Linked DNA regions of Homo sapiens: region 1 is linked to region 2. Evidence: read pairs that join two places in POLR2A ChIA-PET (ENCODE). Cell type or tissue: Panc1. All regions are shown on one strand. Links, peaks and the distances in the headings refer to the core of each region. The heading gives the core; the rest is flanking DNA.

Region 1 (8,018 bases), core at 1,960-5,959, 340 kb after region 2:
ATGGTGTTGGAAATATGTTAACTATGGATATGTCATTTAGAAGAGCTAATTAAATAGAAATTCTACTTTTTGAGGGTCCTTCCAACAAAGTATTTATGGAGCACCTACAATGTACCTGGTAATTTATTTCTATCATATTACTTAGTCTCTCTACTAGCCGGCAAACTGAGCCATGTGCTCCATTTTAGAGATGGGAAAACTGCAGCTCACAGAGAGGTTAAGTAGCTTGCCCAGATGGTCCAGCTTGTGGTAGAATCAGAATTGAACTCAGTTCAGTTCAGCAGTTCAGAGCCTGGACCACTGCATGTTATAGGGAGAGAGTGGTAAAATGTTCCCATATATGATACAAATATGTGACAGTAGGATAAGCGATATTAGATATGACAACAACTATGACAGTTTATACATGAGTGAATGAAGTTTGGGTAATGCTCTGGTGATGGTTATTGGAGTAAAACAAATATGAAGCAATTCCTGCTCCAGCACCATCTGGCTGTGACCTCAGTTAGGCAAGTTTCATAATCGCCCTGAGCCTCAATTTCTTCCTCTGTAAAATGGGGGCAATACTAATATCAATCTCACAGGGTTGTTCTGAGCATTCAATGGGACAAGGCTGTCCAGCCCTTTAAAAATATTAACAGTTATTCATTTAATATTTTTCCACACTTTGAAACCACCTTTGCAAAAATTACAATGGAGAAAACTGTATCAGTGAACAAGATCTGATCTAACTGACTCCATCTTGCTTTTAACCTCCAAGCTGTCCTTGTTCATTCCTGGGTGGATACCAAACTAACTTTGGGAGGAACTTAGTTGATAGTTTCACTTTGAAAGAAAGACTGTAACAAAAACCCTCTTCCTGACTGGGACTACACTGCCTTTGCAGGACTAACAAATTAGCTACAAAATTAAAAATTATGGTTTAGAAGCTGTGCAGCTGGAGGCTGCGAGGTTCTGAACCTCCCCAAATTGCTTCTGGGGATAACACTGCTATTGTAAAAGCGAAGATCAGTGCTTGAGATATTTTCAGACCCTGTACTCAGTGAATCCGCTAGCACAGCCCTGGATAGACTGGCTCATTTGGTCCTATGGCTCCTACCTAGAAACTGACTCAGTACAAGAGGACCCCCTCGACTCCCTAGGATTTCATCTCCGGCCTGACCAATCAGCACTCCCCGTCTTTCAACCTCCTACCCACCAAATTATCCGTAAAAACCCCGATCCCTGAGTTTTCGGGGAGACTGATTTGAGTAACAACAAAACTCTGGCCTCCTGTACAGCCAGCTCTGCATGAATTAAACTCTTTCTGTATTGAAATTCCCGTTTTGATAAATCAGGTCTGTCTAGGCAATGAGGAAGGAGAACCCATTGGGCAGTTACAACTTCCTCCCTATGTGCAAAGGAATCAGTTTCCTTTGTTTTGATCTGGGTATTCTCCCTTGACAACTACATACACTATCAGTAGTGGAAGAAGAAATACGTAATCATCAAAAGAGCAAATAATCTCTGCAAAAGCCATGTCTGAACTTTGCTAAGAACAATCTGTCAGTTTTTCACACCTGTGGCAAGTACAAAATGAAAAGAGAACAGGCCGGGCGCAGTGGCTCACGCCTGTAATCCCAGCACTTTGGAAGGGCAAGGCGGGCAGATCACCTGAGATCGGGAGTTCGAAACCAGCATGGCCAACATGGCAAAACCCTGTCTCTACTAAAAAATACAAAAATTAGCCAGGCATGGTGGCTCACGCCTGTAATCCCAGGTACTCGGAAGGCTGAGGCAGAAGAATCGCTTGAACCTGGGAGACAGAGGTTGCAGTGAGCTGAGATCATGCCACTGCACTCCAGCCTGGGTGACAGAGTGAGACTCCATCTAAAAAAAAAGAAAGAAAAAAAGAAAGAAAAGAGAGCACAGTGAAATCATCTGAAAAGGAGAACAGAGGGTTTTGCTGTCCTGGCTTGGAGCTTCCTTTTGCTCCCCTCACACTATCCGCTGCAATTTTTTTTCCTTCTTGCTCTCACTGATCTCTCTTCTCTATCTCTTTCTGCAGTTATACCAGCACTTGTTTCTGTCTTTTTTTTTTTCTTTCTCTTTTTTTTTTTTATTGATCATTCTTGGGTGTTTCTCGCAGAGGGGGATTTGGCAGGGTCACAGGACAATAGTGGAGGGAAGGTCAGCAGTTAAGTGACCAAAGGTCTCTGGTTTTCCTAGGCAGAGGACCCTGCGGCCTTCCGCAGTGTTTGTGTCCCTGGGTACTTGAGATTAGGGAGTGGTGATGACTCTTAACGAGCATGCTGCCTTCAAGCATCTGTTTAACAAAGCACATCTTGCACCACCCTTAATCCATTCAACCCTGAGTGGACACAGCACATGTTTCAGAGAGCACAGGGTTGGGGGTAAGGTCACAGATCAACAGAATCCCAAGGCAGAAGAATTTTTCTTAGTACAGAACAAAATGAAAAGTCTCCCATGTCTACCTCTTTCTACACAGACATGGCAACCATCCGATTTCTCAATCTTTTCCCCACCTTTCCCCCCTTTCTATTCCACAAAACCACCATTGTCATCATGGCCCGTTCTCAATGAGCTGTTGAGTACACCTCCCAGATGGGGTGGTGGCCGGGCAGAGGGGCTCCTCACTTCCCAGTAGGGGCGGCCGGGCAGAGGCGCCCCTCACCTCCCGGACAGGGCGGCTGGCCGGGCGGGGGGCTGACCCCCACCTCCCTCCCAGACGGGGTGGCTGCCGGGTGGAGACGCTCCTCACTTCCCAGACGGAGTGGCTGCCGGGCGGAGGGGCTCCTCACTTCCCAGACGGAGTGGCTGCCGGGCGGAGGGTCTCCTCACTTCTCAGACGAGGCGGCCGGGCAGAGACGCTCCTCACATCCCAGACGGGGCGGCAGGGCAGAGGCGCTCCCCACATCTCAGACGATGGGCGGCCTGGCAGAGACACTCCTCACTTCCTAGATGGGATGGCGGCCGGGCAGAGACGCTCCTCACTTTCCAGACTGGGCAGCCAGGCAGAGGCTCCTCACATCCCAGACGATGGGCGGCCAGGCAGAGACGCTCCTCACTTCCCAGACGGGGTGGCCGCCGGGCAGAGGCTGCAATCTCCGCACTTTGCGGGGCCAAGGCAGGCGGCTGGGAGGTGGAGGTTGTAGCCGAGATCACGCCACTGCACTCCAGCCTGGGCACCATTGAGCACTGAGTGAACGCGACTCCGTCTGCCATCCCGGCACCTCGGGAGGCCGAGGCTGGCGGATCACTCGCGGTTAGGAGCTGGAGACCAGCCCGGCCAACACAGCGAAACCCCGTCTCCACCAAAAAAATACGAAAACCAGGCAGTCGTGGCGGCGCGCGCCTGCAATCGCAGGCACTCGGCAGGCTGAGGCAGGAGAATCAGGCAGGGAGGTTGCAGTGAGCCGAGATGGCAGCAGTACAGTCCAGCTTTGGCTCGGCATCAGGGGGAGACCGTGGAAAGAGAGGGAGGGGGAGACCGTGGAAAGAGAGGGAGAGGGAGACCGTGGGGAGAGGGAGACCGTGGGGAGAGGGAGAGGGAGAGGAGGAGCCTTTCCAATTTTCTTTCTTTCTTTCCTTCCTTCCTTCCTTCCTTCCTTCCTTCCTTCCTTCCTTCCTTCCTTCCTTCCTTCCTTCCTCCCTCCCTCCCTCCCTCCTCCCTTCCCCTCCCTCCCTCCTCCCTTCCCCTCCCCTCCCCTCCCCTCCCCTCTTGTTTCTGTCTTAATAGATCCCTGACCTCTCCCATGAAAAGTGGTTTCCTGGTTTAGAAGAGAAAGATCAAGCACAACTGAGAATTTTCCATTTTCAAAAAAAAGGCCTTGTGGTAGGCAGAATTCTAGCCCAGCCCCATGGTCCCCACCCTATCCCCATGTCCCTGTAGTGTAGGCCCTTGAGTGTGGGCTGGACCTAGTGACTTCCTAACAAATAGAATAGAGCAAAGGGGATGGGATGTCATTTCCACGATTGGGTTGCAAAAGATTGTGACTTTCGTCTTGCTAGCAGACTCTCTCTGTGGCCTTCTCAGCTTGCACACTTCGATGAAGTAAGTTGCCATCTGGAATGCCCCAGGTGGCAAGGAATGGAGGGTGGCCTCTGACCAATAGTGAGAAAAGATCTCAGGTCCTCAATCTAACAGCCCTCAGGGAACTGAATCCTCCCAATAACCGCCTGAGCCTGGACACAGCTTCTTCCCATGTAGAGTCTTTACATGAAATCCCAGCATAGGCTGACATCTTGAATGCCGATTTGTCTGAGACCCTGAAGCAAGGGCTGATTCTGACAAACAGAAACTATGAGACAATAAATATGTCTTATTATAAGATGCTAAATGTTTAGATAACTTGTGACACAGCAAATACAAACCCAGATAGTCAATCAATAATGAATAGAGAGGAAGAAAGGAAAGAGCTGGATCAGGAGGTGGCATCTCTGGATTCCAGCCACACTTTGCACCTTCTATTCAGATGATCTTAGGAAAAGCACTTCCTTTCTCTGTCTTGCTGTCTCCTTCTGACAAATGACAGGGTTGAATTAGAAATTGTAAAAATTGCCGGGCGTGGTGGCTTACATCTGTAATCCCAGTACTTTGGGAGGCCGAGGTGGACGGATCACTTGCGGCCAGGAGTTCGAGACCAGCCTGGCCAACATGGCGAAACCTCATCTCTACTAAAAATACAAAAAATTAGCTGGGTGTGGTGGTGTGCGCCTGTAGTCCCAGCTACTCGGGAGGCTGAGGCAGGAGAATCGCTTGAACCCAGGAGGCAGAGATTGCAGTGAGCCGAGATTGCACCACGGCACTCCAGCCTGGCGACAGAGCGAGATTCCATCTCAAAAAAAAAAAAGAAATTGTAAAAATTTTGTAGCTTTTCTCTTTAAATATCTAGTGGCATTCAACTGTGGGCTCACATTTCATCTTGATAACAGCCTGTTAGAACTAGGTAGAAGCTGTCCTCATAAAATAGGGCATGGAATTTTCAGTTCACCTCAGTCCTCACCTGACCCTGTTTACTCATGTACATTACCTGCCAGGCATGGCATTGGAGACAGTGATTCCTGTGGCAGGGGATCCTCTGCATTCGTTTGGTTCCTTTGAGGTGCAGACTATCAGACTGCAAAGTGGAAAAAGCATGCCTCACATTTCCTGGAAGAAACAGCTGGAGGGAGAAGGGGAAGGAGATTTCCCACAATGCTGCCCTAACCCCCGCAGAGGAAGAAGGGGAAAAAGGACGGGTTGGTAGGGAAAGTCTGAGAGGGTGGTGCAGTTCTGAGAAAGTTTTGAAAAAGCCAAAGTTATGTATCAGAGGAGTCTCATGTCCCCCAGGAACAAGCCTGCCTTAGTATCCCTGTCGCATGCAGTCGTGGGCAAGGAGCAGCCCACGGGAAATGTAACCTTGGCACAAATATGATAATAGCTTTCAGATCACAGCATCGCAGGGCCCTCGGTCAATTACAGTCCCTGCTGCAGGAAATACAAGAGGCACATGTTTCTGTCTTCCATGTCTCCTAAAGTTCCTTCTAGCCTAAAAATCCTACCTAAATATGGATTACCCACAGGGCAAATATGACCCCTAGTTGTATTTTGGTTGGCTTATGGTGTTTGAAAACATTAGCTACAACAGCAAAACCACAATACATAGAGGAAAGTTTTGATAAAATAGACTTTATCAAAATTCACTCTGAAAAAACACTGTTAAGAGAATGAAAAGACAAGCTACAGACTAGAAAAAAAATTTGCAAATCATATATTCGACAAAGGTTTTTGATAATATGGTTTTTAAACTCTCAAAATTCAAAAATAAGAAAATAAACCGGCCAGGCACGGTGGCACACACCTGTAATCCCACCACTTTGGGAGGCCAAGACGGGCGCATCACCTGAGGTCAGGTGTTCAAGACCAGCCTGGTCAACATGGTGAAATCCCATCTCTGCTAAAAATACAAAATTAGCCAGGTGTGGTGGCGCATGCCTGTAATCCCAGGTACTTGGGAGGCTGAGGCAGGAGAATCGCTTGAATCCAGGAGACGGAGGTTGCAGTGAGCCGAGATTGTGCCATTGCACTCCAGCCTGGGCAACAAGAGCAAAACTCCGTTTCAAAAAAAAGAAAAAGAAAAGAAAAAGAAATTACCCATTTTTTTAACGGGGAAAAGATTTAGGCCGGGTGCTATGGCTCACATCTGTAATCCCAGCACTTTGGGAGGCCAAGGCAAGAGGATAACTTGAGGTCAGGAGTTCGAGACCAGCCTGGCCAACAAGGTGAAACCTTGTCTCTACTAAAAATACAAAAATTAGCCAGACGTGGTGGCACGCACCTATAGTCCCAGCTACTCGGGAGGCTGAGACGCGAGAATTGCTTGAACCTGGGAGGCAGAGGTTGGAGTAAACTGCAATCGTGCCACTGCACTCCAGTCTGGGCAACAGAGCAAGACTCCGTCTCTCAAAAAACAAACAAATTACTATACTGTGTCAAAACTTATTGTGCTGTACGCCAAAAAGAGTGAATTTTACTGTATGTAAATTTAAAAATACATTTCAAAAAATACATCCAACCCATCATCCCTGCTGTGTATGCCAGCACATGTTAGTACTACACTGATGTGTTCATCCAAAGCACCTCTACCAATTCCCAAACTGTGTTTCAGGAGGAAGTTACAGTCCCTTGTTGAAACTTCTACTTTAGAACAAGGAGTTTGGGATAGACTCAGTCTTCTGCAATGGTATGCAAAATTGTGCACAGATGTGTAATTTCCTGGGCAAAAAGTCCCAGCTGATGTGAAATGTTCACGAATAATATGGTGGTAACGAGCACGGGGCTCTCTGCTGATGGGGTGGGGGAATTTACATCTTTACTCTCTGGCACTATATGAGCTTGAACCACTTACACTTAACCCTCCAGAGCTTGAGTTTATTATTAGTAAAAGGGCAATAACACTAATCATAGACACTTCATAGGGCTGGTGTAAGGATTAAATAGAATAATGGATGTACAACACCACATGTGCAATTAATCCCCCATATACGTATTTTCAGAAATTTCTTTTTTTTAATTTTTTTTATTTTTTGAGACGGATTTCACTCTGTCGCCCAGGCTGGAGTGCAGTGGTGCGATCTGGGCTCACAGCAACCTCTGCCTCCCAGGTTCAAGCAATTCTCTGCCTCAGCCTCCTGAGTAGCTGGGATTACAGGCACGCACCACCACGCCCAGCTAATTTTTTTGTATTTTTAGTAGAGACGGGGTTTCACCATCTTGGCCGTGCTGGTCTTGAACTCCTGACCTCATGATCTACCCGCCTCAGCCTCCCAAAGTGCTGGGGTTACAGGCATGAGCCACCGCACCAGGCATTTTCAGAAATTTCAAAAGAAATTTGAAGAGTCATGAACGTGACTGCACATTTACCAAACATCTCCTGTTTTTAAAGTACTTCACAGAGATTCTCCTGTTGCTTATCCTCAGTTTGTAGATCCTGAGTTCAGAGAAGTCAGTAGCTTGCCGAAGGCCACACAGCAAATGTACAGCACAGCCAGAATTCCCAAGATGTTTATTCTCTTCTTGCCACGTGGCACAGCCTTCCAAACTGAGAGGAGGAAGAAGCAAGAGGGTTGCGTTGCTACCTCAAGGGGAATCTCCCACTTGCCAAACTCACAAAATCCCTATTCCCAAGGCCCACCGCCACCTCCCTGTCCTCCCAAGTTCCTTTCTTCCTTGAGGTCCTGTATCGGGCCCCTGCCCTTCTGCCATGTTCCGTCTGCCCCGTTCTAGTGGTGTGAGTTAGTGCTTCTCAGAGCTGTTTTCACCTGTAATCCTCCGGAGAGCCTTTTAGACTTTTTTTTTCAATTGTCCCCCATGATACTTCAATACCACATGTATACTGTTATCTGTTTTTGTATGGTACATATATTGTGTATTACGTATATTATTTTTTTTTTTTTGAGACGGAGTTTTGCTCTTGTCACCCAGACTCAAGTGCAATGGTGCGATCTCGGCTCACTGCAACCTCCGCCTCCTGGGT
Region 2 (8,018 bases), core at 2,529-6,528:
CAGGATCACGCAGCAATTTGGTTTGGCGCCTGCAGAGGGCACCCGAGGAACATGACAGTGTTCCCCAGACTTAAATCATTCAAATCCACCTTCCGAATATTTTGCACTTCTTTTGAATCTTACTGTGCTGGGTAATGTTAAGTACTGTCAGTTTGTATTTAGCTAAACAATTTTGCAAATGGTTTTTCCATAACGCTGTTTGAAATGTTTCATTGTTTTCCCATTGCACTTAAATTTCTTACCAGGGCCTAGCCTCCCTCCCTGACCTTGTTTTGGACCATCTTTCCCCTCACTCACTGTGCTTCACCCTCTTGGGCCTCCATTCTGTGAATGCTACACGCTCCCTCCTGCCTCAGGGCCTTTGCACTTGCTTTTCCTGCTGCCTATGATGCCTTTCTCCTATTGTTCAGCCAGCTGCATTCTACCGTCTGCCTATCCTTAAGACTCAGCGTCTATGTTACTCCCATCAAGGAAGCTGCTATGATTTGAATGTGTCCTCCAGAGTTCGTAGTTGAAATTTAATGGCCAATGTGGTTTTACAATGAGGCGGGGGTCTTTAAGTCTGAGGACAGAGCCCTCAAGAATGGGATTGGGTCTCTTATAGAAGGGCTTGAGGGAACGAGTTTGTGTTGGTCCATTCTCCCACTGCTATAAAGAACTGCCCAACACTGGGTAATTTAGAAAGGAAAGAGGTTTAATTGACTCGCAGTTCCACATGGCTGGGGAGGCCTCAGGAACCTTACAATCATGGCGGGAGGTGAAGGGAAAGCAAGGCACCTTCTTAACAGGGCGGCAAGATCAAGAATAAATGCAGGAAGAACTACCAAACACAAAACCATCAGACCTCGTGAGAACTCACTCACTATCACGAAAACAGAGTAGGCGAAACCGCCCCCTTGATTCAATTATCTCCACCTGGTCTTTCCCTTGACACATGGAGATTATGGGGATTACAATTCAAGATGAGATTTTGGGTGAGGACACAGCCAAACCATATCAAGGTTCATTCTCTTCTGTTCTTCTACCATGTAAGGACATAGCATTCTGCCCTGCAGAGGACACAGCAACAAGTTGGCATCTTAGAAGGAGAGACTGGACCTCTCACCAGCCATTAAACCTACAGGTGCCTTGATCTTGGATTTTCCAGCCTCCAGAACTGTCAGGAATAAATCTCTATTGTTTATAAATTACCTAGACTCAGGACTTTAGTTGTAGCAGCATAGACTGACTAAGACACAAGCTTTCCTCAAACGCACCCATCTCCCAGACAAGAGCAGCATCCGCTGCCCCCTAAAGCAGCTTTCTACGCCTCCCTGGTATATTCCCTTTTGAATTCTGTGTCCCTGTTAAACTGAGAGCACCAAAGGAAACAGATCATGCCTGTTTTCTTCATCTCTGTTGTTGCGGCACCAACAGGAAAGTAGGTGCTTAACAAATGTTAACTAATGAATAAATCAATGCATGAATAAATAAGTGATAATGTATTTAGAGATTAATACAGTAATATATAATACAGCGTAAGCTGTTGAGGAATTCACTCCACTACAATGTACAAGAGTCCATAACTTATTGCATTCTTTTTGTTTTGTTTTGTTTTGTTTTTTGGCTAGGCCTAGTACTTACGCAAATTGTGATCATGTGGACTCATTGTTCGAGCAACACTCCTTTCTTCAGCAGATGGCACTGTGACCCCAAAATCTGGCATGTTATTTTTCTCTCTGCAACTCCTGAAGAATTGTCTACACGCTGCAAAGCAAGATGACACAAACCCAGGAAACCACTGCCTTTGGGCCAAAGTAGAATCATCTTTTGCTAGTTTGAATTCTTAACCGAATTTTTACCTGGCTAAAAGTACAGCATTTTTAAAAGCCCTTCAACGTATACAATGTTTTTAGACCTTTATAAAACAGACCATTAGTTAACCAACCCTATAAAGGAGGTAGTATTATCATTATTACACACAGATGGTATAACTGAGGCAAGAGTACGGGACATAATGTGCTCGAGGACACAGAGCTAGAAACAGTAGAGCTAGAGTTGAAACTGGCACCTCTTGCATTCCATGCTCTTAACCTTACATTACATTGCAACGGAAATGGAAAGAAAGGGAAGGGTGGGACAGAGATTGCAATGGAGGAATGAACATAACTTGGGAACTCCTAAGTTATGAGTTATTCGCAAGGTACAGAGAATAAAAAATAACACAAGAATTTTACTTCTTGTGAAAAGAACAAATTACAGAAGCTATTTTTGACAATAGTGAGTTTTTTTAGCTTATCCTTAAAGTAAACAAAAGTTTAGAGTTAATCATAACATATGTATACTATTATTTTTTAAGTTGTTCCTGCATCCAATGGTGACATAAACACATTGGCTCCAATAACAGAATGAGATTTCATTTCCAGGTAAAGATGCTACCTCGAGGCAAATTGAATGCTCAAATCTTTCTACAGGTAAAATCTTGTTTTAATAAAAGGCACTTCCACGTTTGTGTTTACACAATGAGCCTCTTCCCATATTCGGTCAGGTGTTATCTGAGCATACTGAAGGAGAGCTGAGGTCCTGGCTACGATGGATTCCATTTGACCTAATAAATGTTGAATTGCCAATGTAATCAGTGATTCTTGTAGCAGTGTAGGACATGGATCCTAGGAGAAGATTTCAGTACTTTGCGAGCTACCACTTGCTAAGCTCCGGAAAAGCTGTCTGCGAAGACATGAGGAGGAGGGGCAGTCCCTAAATTGTCAATGGCCTTAAAAAGAGGCTGTATTTCTCTTAAGCATTTAATATATACTTTGGGTTCTTAAATTAATTTTGCAAATTAATTCAGTTCAAACTATAGGTATAATTTTCATTTTGTAGGTGGTGAAAGGAGGCTCAGGACAATTGGGTAATGCCTCTAAGTTTCTATACCTTATATAACTGTTATCTGATAAAATAAGGATACAAATCGTAGTTATTCTCATCTACACTGTATTTTCCCATACCCATAAAAATTAAATATTATACTTCTCAAAAAGAATCCTGCCTCACTTCCTTTAGAACTAACTTTGTTCAAACAAATTTTAGTACCACCCAAGTAATTATGCTATCTAGTTATGTTTGTGAAACAAGTCTACATGTATTTTTTGCATAATTTGACAAGATATATAGGACAACATAGCAATGAAAACTTTTCTCCTTTTTATTTTAAGATCCCACTCCCCAAAGGGGGGGAACTGTATTAAAAGCACTTGAATAATGCATACATAGGGAATTAATCTATATAATGCATTATTTTAATAGGTTTATATCCAACTGTAACTCATCATTACAGACTTTATTTTGTAATAATCTCTTTGCTGATGGGGAATGGGAAGCAAAATTGTATTTATCAGACTCCACATTTGATTGGCTGCCCAAGAAGAATTAGTTCTCCTGAACATGTGGTGCTTGCCTCCCGACACCCATTTCGTGCTCTTCTGGCAATAGCCCTGATTTCAATGTGAGGACCCTCCCCTTCCTCCCTATCAGTCCATGTGATCTGGGTGGACTGTCATACCACCTTAGTGGTGGAGCCTGAGAACAGCCGTCAGCCATTCAGCAACTCATGGTCACATGACTGTTCAGGAATAAGCACAGAACCAAACTGAGGCCAATCAGAGCCTCAACTTCTGATTCCAATGGGAGCCAGAAGCCCTCTCTTCCTATTTGCTGTGAAGCTGTAGAAATGGCAGTTCTGGCATAGTGGCTGGTATCTTGCCATATCAGGAGCGAACTCATTTAAAAACGGAACCAACACAGAAGTGAAACTGAGGAACAGGGAGAGATAAAACAGGGCCTGATAGAAAGCATTCCCCTAGTCACACTGAGAGCTCAGCTAGCTGTCCCCTTGAACTTTTCAATGACTTGAGTCATTGAATTCATTTGCTTAGGAAAGTTTGGTTTAGTTATCTGTCACTTAAAATCAAAAGAGTGCTCACTGATGCGTCACGGCTACATTAACGTCTGGACAGAGCCTGAGACGAGGGCTTGCTGCAGGGAGTTCATGGTGGGAAGGGATCTGGGGAAGCTGGAGGAAACGTGAAAAAGGTGAAGATAGGAAGCTGTTCCAAGGGCTGCCACTGGGCTGATGACCCTGTGGGCCGCTGGAGCTTGCTCCTCCTGCAAACCCTCTGGTCTCCAGCACCTGTCCCTCAGAACTGTCCTCACTACAGAGACAGCATTTATCCACCCAGCCCCATTCAGCCAAGGGTTGCCCCGGTAGGTGTTACCTCTCCTGCACTTTCAGGTTTGGTCTTGCGCTAGATGGCTGCAGGTGCTGCCTGTGGCCAGTAGAAAAGCCCCAGGACATGAGGTACTACTGAGGTCAGGTTCACCTGGCCACAGCTGTTTGTCAACTTAATGCCAGAGCAACAAGATAGGTCAGGAGGACATAAGACAAGGCATCAAAGACGTCCAATGCTATTAAAATTCATTAGCATCACTGCACATTTGTTCCCTAAGATTAGACTTTATACATTTTGATAAAACTGGACAAGAACAGGGTTGAATCTGATGAAGCCCAACCAGGACTTAAATATTGATGTCTTTCACACACGATACTTACGACCAAATAAGTCCCCTTAAGGGAATTTTCTGCATCAAAGTCTTGGCAAATTGTCCTGCTGCAGAACCGGGTCAGACCAGCTGCACATGGGGAGGAGAGTTTTCCCTTGAAGTAAACGGATGGCCCCTGCTGTTACTCATTGCTGGAAAAATCAGCCTGAAAACAGCAAATGAGAGCAAGAGAGACGAACCTTCGATTCCGGTAAAGGAACACTCTCACCTTGACCCAGAGTTTAAGGGTAGGGTAGGAACATAATCCTGGCCTTGGCCTCTGACTCATTCATGCAACACATAGTTATTGAATGTCATCAGGAGCAACCACAGACTGTGAGGCCCAGTGCAGAACGAAAACCCAAGGCCTCTTGTTCAAACACTATTAACAATTTCAGGATGGCAACAGTAGAGCACTGAGTCATGTGCAGGGATCTTCTGAGTGCAGGACCCTGTGTGACCACACGGGCTGCATGCCTGCAAAGTCCGTCCTGTCATCTAGGTGTCACTTACTGTGCTAGGTTCTGGGCATACACTGGCAAACAAAACAGATATGACACCCACACTCAAAAAGCTTAGAGTCTAGCCTGGGGTGTATACGGTTCCCTCCATCAGTCTCTTTCCCAGATATCTTTCACAGCATGAGCACTCGCTATAGCGAGTTTGATTCACTATATGTATATATATATTTATATATGTAATGTATACATAAATATCTAAAATATATATTTATTATATATACATATACACATATAATATTTATATATATTTGTTCCATTTGTTTATATATATAAATATAGATATTTATTATATATTTGTTCCATCCTTATTCTCTCTGGGGGCACTCACCCATGCTATGCCCTCTGTTCTCTATAACTATATAAACTAATGTTTATATATTTATATTATATAAATATATGTAGATAAAATAATAATTATATATTATATAAATATATGTAGATGATATATATATAATTATATATTATATACACATAAAATTTTTCATGCAACTTATTCCCTAAGGCTCTGGAGTGCAGCTGAAGAATCAGTGATTACATTGGCTATTCTAATGCAGGGGTTATTGGCTATTCTAACGCAGAGCTATTCAAATGTTATCTGGCAATTTTGAAGAATGTCAGAAGTGTCTCCAGGAAGCAGGCGGATCTCTGAGGGGCAGCTTCCTATGGGATTGTCTAGTATAAATTTAACTATCAGCATTAACTGGGATGTCCAAGAGAGACACCAAAAAAGTTAGATTTACCCACCTGTTTGGGAAAGAAAAAATGTCTAAGCAATTTGAGCATTAAGAAATTGAAAGCAAGAATGTTGTTCAGATAACCCACAGGTATTTGAATGATACTGGCTGAATATCACTCTGTTTGGGTCTATTTTTTGTCAACCAAACAACCATTCGTTGAGGTTAACTTACTTCAATGTTGAATGTTAACGCGCTCTTCCCTCCACAGGTTTTTACCTGTCATATCTAGAGTTTTCTAGGATGCCACACCATGTATTCCAGAATAAGTCTTTCTGCTTCATTGGCTCCAGGTTTTTCATGATGTCCTTCACCACCTCTGCCACTTTGCCAAAAACTTCCTATAAGACCTCAGAGACAAAGCTTGGCTGATGGGAGAATTAAAGGGAAGTTCAATCAGAGAGTAACAGATACTGAGCAAGCTTAGACTTGACCTCAAGCCATGGAAGAGGCATGTTTCTTGATTGTCTCGTGATCTTCCACCTCAGCAACAGGAAACTCCACCTCTAGCCCCGGAAGCTGTTCCAGGGTCTTTGTGCCAAACTGACTTCCAAAATCCATTGAGTCTTCACTTACTATCTGGGGATTGGTCTATTCCTAAAACGATTAGCCGTGGGAATGTGTAGGGTTTACGGTTTGGATCTGAGACCATAGGTCAATCACACTGTAATTCATATCAATCATTTTCTCAAAGTATAGTTGTCCAATTTTAATAAATGTCATATGGAAGGTTGTATTCTAGGTACTTTTAAATCTCTCCTTTCAAGGAATTCAATGTCTTGGAATCCAATGCTTCCGTTGGGTGTCTTTGCCTGCAAGAAATTGAAACTAATTTGAACTACTTTAAACAATGAATGGTGATTTGCTAAGCAATATATGGGGTGTCTTATGGAACCTTTAGCAACCAGGATTCTAGTTTTAGGAAATCAAGTAGATTCCTTCGTGTTGAGGCAATTGTACTTTTAAAACATTTCTGCAAATTCTTTGATATCCTCCCATCAAAAGCCTACTTCCCTTCCTTTGAATATGGACTTATCTGGTGAGTCCCCTCTAACCAAAAAAGTGCAGCAGAAGCAGAAGTTGCCATATGACTTCCAAGGTTGGGCTAGAAGAGGTAATCTAGTTTTACCTTGTTCTCTCTGGGGGCATTAACCCTTGGTGCCCACCTTTTGTGCTGCAAGGAAGTCCAGGCACCCAGCAGTGTTCCAATCAATGGTCCCTGCTGAGACCCCAGCTCTCAGCCAGTATCAACTGCCAGACTTGAGTGAGGAAGACTTAAGGTGAATCTAGCCCCGGTCACCAACTCTCTGCAACTGCACAGGAAACCTCAGTGAGGAGATGAGAGTCATCTCCCAGCATGATGAGGTATGATAATAATAAAAGACTGTTATTGTTTCACACCACCAAGTCTGGAGTGTGATATATAACCAGAGCACCCCGGTAGCAATCAGGACCCCAGTATCAACTACAGAAGTGGAAGGGCACCAACTCGCTCTTCCCACTGCCAGCAGCCAGAGGGTGGGTAGATGACCTGGCGTCGATGGATCCACGGCTCTTAATTCTTCACAGCAGGATCCTCTGGTGGGGGGTTCTGGCCATGCATCAGTGGTGGGTTTCCGTTTTGGAATCCTCCCCACACCCCAAGCTTGATCATCTAGCCACACTTTTGCAAGCCTTTGAATGCAATACAATCTTTATGGATGAGGATAGCCGGGCCAGTTTCTGTTGCTTACAACTAAAAAAAGTCCAAATTGCTACTTGATCAGAAAGTGCCTTTGGAAGAGATTGCAGATGGAAACCATTAGGACATCAGACCTTTGCCTCATTTCTCCTCTGTGCTGTCTGCTCAACTGCTTCAATCCTCTTTACCTCTGCAAACCACCTTCCTCTATTGGCTTTAGTTATGTGTGGAGCAAAAATGGTCTCCCCTAGCTTCTGAGATCAAGAGGCCAGATCAGACGGATGAGCTGGATTTTTCTCAAATCCCAAATCAGTGCTTAGGAGTAAAAGTCTGATTTTTTGTAAAATTTTTCTCAAATCCCAAATCAGTGCTTAGGAGTAAAAGGCTGATTTTTTGTATTTTCAGTAGAGATGGGGTTTCACTGTGTTAGCCAGGATGGTCTCGATCTCCTGACCTCGTGACCTGCCCGCCTTGGCCTCCCAAAGTGCTGGGATTACAGGCGTG

Evidence for each region. Peaks named below come from ENCODE experiments on the same cell type or tissue, not always from the same donor. Only the 100,000 strongest peaks of a DNase experiment are listed, where the experiment ranks them.
Region 1: POLR2A ChIA-PET joins it to region 2 with 7 read pairs; 2 of 35 experiments call an interaction of 5 or more read pairs at or near these places.

Annotation. Positions count from the first base shown.
Region 1 is chr20:53,849,296-53,857,313 of GRCh38, reverse strand. LOC124904934 (a long non-coding RNA gene) reads right to left here. Exons shown (of 4, transcript XR_007067664.1): 3 at 7,406-7,583; 4 at 3,609-5,120. Among named protein-coding and RNA genes, the nearest start is that of BCAS1-AS1, 62 kb to the left of the region's middle. In Panc1, for the core only: no CTCF peak of the experiment used is centred there; no DNase peak of the experiment used is centred there; H3K27ac peaks cover 2,400 bases.
Region 2 is chr20:54,191,846-54,199,863 of GRCh38, reverse strand. No RefSeq gene overlaps it. Among named protein-coding and RNA genes, the nearest start is that of PFDN4, 12 kb to the left of the region's middle. In Panc1, for the core only: no CTCF peak of the experiment used is centred there; a DNase peak (open chromatin) is centred at 4,939; H3K27ac peaks cover 1,527 bases.